Linked DNA regions of Homo sapiens: region 2 is linked to region 1. Evidence: chromatin contacts called from ENCODE Hi-C data. All regions are on one chromosome and are shown on one strand. Each heading gives the region's core, a stretch centred on a gene start or an enhancer-like site at or near the end of the contact. The rest is flanking DNA. Distances are from core to core; before and after follow the strand shown.

What was found. Hi-C counts contacts between places; a loop is a spot of excess contacts on that map. Pooled maps may share reads with other maps.
Region 2: a loop to region 1 is called in a pooled map, with 10 times the contacts of the local background. The contact joins the enhancer-like site here to the promoter of ATP8A1-DT in region 1. A Hi-C loop is called at or near these places in 2 of 37 single-sample maps with no recorded cell type and 3 of 50 pooled maps.

The regions. Positions count from the first base shown.
Region 1 is chr4:42,656,081-42,658,780 of GRCh38, forward strand. It overlaps ATP8A1-DT (ATP8A1 divergent transcript), which reads left to right and starts at 1,443. Exons shown (of 1, transcript NR_186688.1): 1 at 1,443-2,267. It overlaps ATP8A1 (ATPase phospholipid transporting 8A1), which reads right to left and starts at 1,025. Exons shown (of 37, transcript NM_006095.2): 1 at 745-1,025. The coding sequence starts at 793. RefSeq lists enhancers at 212-261, 1,252-1,461 and a silencer at 752-1,221.
Region 2 is chr4:48,046,048-48,048,747 of GRCh38, forward strand. No RefSeq gene overlaps it. Among named protein-coding and RNA genes, the nearest start is that of NIPAL1, 31 kb to the left of the region's middle. RefSeq lists an enhancer at 1,586-1,785. Within about 2 kb of position 1,449, at least 7 of the 41 ENCODE cell types and tissues checked have a DNase peak (open chromatin) inside an H3K27ac peak, as active enhancers do.

The DNA.
Region 1 (2,700 bases), core at 193-2,692:
AGAGTCTGGGCCCTCGGAAAGCTTACTTGCTTCTACCCCGGAGCATCTGTTGCTCAGTGTTGACAACCATGGCCATTCAAGAGCTGGCCCCAGGTGGAGCAAAGAAAACAGCTTCCACCTGGCTGAAAAGTCAGCTCAGCTGGCCGAAGTGAGGGTTTCGGGCAAAAGGGAAACACAAAAACGAAACCTCAGACGCGAGCCGGTGGGACTCCGCTGCAGGAGGCAGAATTGCAGAAGCTGTAATGCAGGGAACCCACTCGGCACCCGACCCCGATGAAGGCTCCCCGCGCTTCGAGAGCCAAGGGACTACGGATCAAAGGATCCTGCAGCCGGGGAAAAGCAAACTCGCTTCGCTGGGAGCTCAGATAGGGGGTTGCAAAACGGTGGGCGCCGGAGGCAGGGGCGGCGGGCTGGGGATCTGCTGAGTGGAAATCGAACTGGTGGGGAGGGAGGTGGGCAGGGCGAGTGAGCTCAGTGACTGGGACCTAATGGTCACACTGCGGTGCAAAGCACGCCTCGGGGCTCCCGCGGAGAACACCCATTCGAGGGTACTGGAGCCTGGAAAGGGTCTGCGAGTACACTGGGGGCAGCGCGGGGGGAAGGGTCCCCTAGGGGCCGGGCGCGACAGTCGGACTGCCGCCGGGGAAGAGGTAGGATGCGGTCTCTTCCAGGATAAACACACACGCTCACACACACACTCGCTTCCCGACCCCGGGCTAGCCCCGAGCCTCGGCGGCCCCTTACCTTCGGCGCGCGAGCGGATCTCCGACACGGTCCTCCGCATGGTGGGCATCGCGGCGGCGGCTGCAGGTGGGTCCTCAGCCCGGACTCTGCACCTGTCACGGCGTGGTACACGCGGGAGACCCGGCTGCGCCGCGCAGAGCGCTCAGCTGCAGCCTGGGCCGCGCCGCCGCCCACCTAGGGCAGAGCTGCCGCCGGGCGCGGCCCCCGCACGCCGACAGGAGGAGGAGAAAGGCAGCGGTGGCGGCGAAGGTGGCGGCGCCCGCAGAGCTGGGCGAGCTCTTGCTGCAGCCGCGGAGGGGCGGCTCGGCGAGGGGCGGAGCTCGGGCGCCGGCGCCGGGGGAGGGGCCTGCGGGGCTCGCGCTCCCCCTCCCGCGGCCGCTCAGCAAGGAAGGCGGGTGAGGGGCGGGGAGAGCCAGGGGGAGCCTCCTTCGCCCCGCCCCGCCCCGCTTCGGACCGTATCACGACTCAAAGGGGGGATCAACTCTTAGCCTCCTTAGTCCTCCAGCGTTTTCGCTCCGCCCTGTGGAGTTGGTTGACCCGGTTCCTCCTCCAGGCCACTCGGACTCTCTCACATCTTGCTCAGAAAGGAAAGACTGCTCTGGCTGCTGCATTCTCACGAATCCCCTCCCGCTACCCCTGGCTTTTGATCGCAGTGGAGCCGCCCGTCGTCCGGAAAGAGCTGTTGGGTCTGAGCCGGCAGGCGAAGGCGAAAGGGTCTGGGACTACAAGGTTTAGCTCCCAGCCAGAGCAGGAAAGGAACGACTGACTGTTCGCCATCTGGGTGTAATTCTAACCTCTCTGCACGCCCAGCCCGACTCGTGGCCTGAGCCGCACTTGTCCTCCTGCCTCGCCCACTAGCAACAGGCTGCCAGGTCGGGAGGCCCCTGGTGCCCATGGTGCTCTTGTCCATGGGGCTTGGGTGCATCTGGGCCCCGCCTGCAAGTGGGCCCGGTGCATCTCCCTAGTTCAGGCTCTGCAGCCTGACAAGGCACTGAAATAGCAATTAAGCCAACTAAGTATTGGCCCAGGTGGTTCACAAAAGACTTTTTTTTTTTCTTTTAGTTAAATCTGCATAAAGTTGGATGCAGTCGTTTTATCTGCAAAGGGGAGAGGAGTCTTTGTATAAAATCCATAAATATGTTAAATTTTAATTTGCCGATGTCCTTCAGACTATCATAGCCTCATTACCTTTTATTTTGTATACCGAGATCTATGCTAAAAAGTTGTCAAAACAAATACTTCACCTTCAAGTTAAGATGTAAGGTTTTGTGCTGTTTCTGGCGAGCTGCTGAACTGGCAGGAAAGGAATAAACCAGAAACAATAAATCAGAAGCAATTTGCTTCTTCCCTCATTTCATGCTCTTCCTCCAGCAACCAGCGAAAGAGATCCTCACATAGAGGCCTTTTATTTGAGATCTTTTCACATCCTGAAGGGAGAGAGCTGGAGAGGTTTGACCTGAGAGAGAAGTGATTATTTCCAAGCCTCAGGAAAAAATGAAATAAAATCTGCTAATAGCGTCCTATCTCCATTTGTGGTATTTCTTCTGCTTCCTGCAGGTAGCACTTGCTAATCAGAGCCCTGCCCTACATTAATACTCAGGCAGTCAATGCATATTTATGAAGAGCCCACTCTAGTTGGCTCTGATTCAGAGGCTGGAATTAGAACAAAGAAAATGTATTCTCAGTGTTCATGGAACATCTCAGGGTAAAGCAGGACTCAACAATAAATGAATCTATCTGTTTCAGTGATAGTCATGATTTAAAGTATGGTCTTCTAAACGTAAAAAATGAACACAGCTTTATCTGGACTGTCATCACTGGGCATTTTTATTTCTTCCAAGGCCCAGGGTCTCCTTGTATAAAGCAGGCTTGCTCTGGCTTAATGAACATGAGTCTGAAACAAAATTAAAGGGCTAACATAGCAAGGAAAATAGTAAAAATAATAATCAGCTTTAA
Region 2 (2,700 bases), core at 199-2,698, 5.4 Mb after region 1:
TGTAACATAGTTATGGTAATAAAGAGTCTGACTTTGTTTTCCATATTTGCTGACAACTTGCAAGCCCCAGCACACCCCTGCCCCTTCTTCCCTACACCTGGACAAGACGATAAGAAAGTCAAAGTAATTCCCTTCCTCCGTGCCAGCTGGAAGTTCAAACCACACCGGCCTCAGCCCTTTCATAAAACCCCAAGGCAGCCTGCCCTCCCCACTTGCTCAACCTATTTTCAGACCTGCTTGGGAGCCTGCCCTGTGCTCCTCAGAAAGCCTCATTATTTGAGTCATAAACCTTTTCATATCCTCTTGGGGTATGGCATCAATAATCCCAATCTTTGAACCAAATTTGGGGTAAGGGGTTCATCCATTTCTGGGGTTGATGACAATATAGAGGGTGACCACAACACATACACTAAAAAATGATTCATTATTTATCTGAAATTCAAATTTACCAGTTGTCTCATATTTTATTTGGCAACCCTGTCTCCAGGACTTCATCTTCATGCCCGTTTCCTCAGAGTCACAGATGGGTGCTCTACTTCCAGGTCCCAAAGCCATATTCCAAGCAGGAAGACACAAAAAATTTTTTCCTTCTATTAAGACCTGGGCTTTGTATTTGGGAAAGGAAGTCCTCCCCAGGCACTTCTAGCTATATCTCACTACATGGAACTTTCTCATGTGGTATGCTTGCTATGAGAGGGCCCTCAAAATTGAGTATTTTAGCCTTCCAAAACATGAAGAATAGAGAGTTGTAGGTGACTTTTGGAATATAAACCCAGTGTCCACTGGGAAGCTGTCTGTTGCCATATATTATGGGTATAATCCTTTTGAAAGTCTTCTATTTACCCGCAAGCTAGTTTTCCTCTTCCTGAAATCCTGTTAGTTAAGGGAGTTGGGGGACAAATGCCACCCTGGGAAGAATGATATGGTCCAAGGACCAGCACCTGTGTCATTATCTGAGAGCTTGTTATAAATTCAAAATCTAAAGCTCCACCACAGACCTCCTGAATCAGAATCTACATTTTAACCAGGTCCCCAGGTGACTGTATGTATTAGTGCATTAAAGTTTGAGAAGAACTGGCTTAGAAGGACCCTAGTTTTCACATTTGCCATTGGAATAGCCCAAGGACCCTTTAAAAATACCAATGACTTCCCTAGATATTTTGATTCAATTGGCCTGGGGTGCAGCCTGGGCATCAGGATTTTTTAAAGCTCCCACAAGATTTTAATAGGCAGGGACGTTTAATAACAACTGCCCTAGAACAGCGACGCTCAACCCTGGCTGCCCATTGGAATCACTTGGGGTGCTTGGTTTTAAAACTACCAATGCCTGGGTCCCCCAAGAGCAGTTAAATCAGAACTGGGGAGATGAAGGAGGATGAGAAGGTAAGACACGGGCAATGGTATTTTTGAAAAGCTGTCAGATCATTCTAGTGTGTGAAAACCACACCAGGAAGAGGAAGTGAAACACTCACATTCTCCAGCCCAGTGGTTTGCGGGCAGAAGAGGGAGAGTGATATTAGAGGGGTTAAAGATACTGCAGGGGCAGGAGGGCCAGGTAGAGGGTACTGGCAAGGGCAGGGAGGCTTGCATTCTGCCTTGTGTTCAGATTCCTGGAGGGAATTGCCCCACGAACTGTCTGGAAAGCAGCCATGGACAAACTCTGCAGCACAGCATGATTAAGCAGGGGAGTGAGGGTAGAGGCAGGAGTGCAAAATTGTAAAGTTTTAGCTTTTTGAGCTATTCTCAGTCCCTGTGTGGTATGGACAGGACCCAGAAGCTCCCACATGTGCTCAAGATGGTCCTCTGGAAGCAGCTGAGTTGAATCATTTCCCAAAGAAATGACATGGCACTCACCCTTCAAGAGCAAGGTGACCTGCAGCCCAGGCTGAGGGGCCAATGAAGACTGTGGCAGAGTCTAAACTTACACCATAAGCCTGCAGTGCCAGCAAGAGCTGGGGTGAGGTCAAATCAGCCAGGGAGAACTCCTGTGCCCTAGCCAAGTCAGGAAAGACCAGTCCACACCAGTCACCAGCTCCACCTGCAAAAGCTAGCTGGATAAGCAGCAACTAGGATGATAAGAAATGTTGTGGAGATCAGAGGTGCCAAGAGACACTGCTCCAATACAAACAGCCCTTCCCCTTCACTTCACCGCTGTGAGGTCACCTTGCCAGGGCTGAGAGTCACAGTCTGCATTGGAAGGGCTACTAATTGCTAGCTGTTAGCATCCACTCCAGTGGGTCTGTGTCTGTGTCAAATCAGTTAATTATGTTGAATGTCACTCCTAGATAAAGTTCCCCCTTTCCCTGCTCTACTCAGATGCTGTGTTGGGCAGAAACAGAAAAGGAGAAGCAAGACCTGAGAGCCTATCCATTTTACTGAATGAGAATATTTTCATCATTGCACTAAGCTAAAGTTATAGGGTTAAAATCAATCAAGTTTCGCCAGCCCTACCCAGCCAGTAGGGACACATGAGGAAATCTACAGAAGTTACAGGCAAAATAAAAGAGCTACAGCTTGTCTGTACATCTAACAGTAGTGTGAGGAAACTTCCATTCCTGCTGTAGACGTAAGGATAATCTGCTTCTTCTATGAAGTATTCTTCTTCTTCTTCTTCTTCTTCTTATTATTATTATTTGAGATGGAGTCTCGCTCTTTCACCCAGGCTGGAGTGAAGTGGCATGATCTAGGCTCACTGCAGCC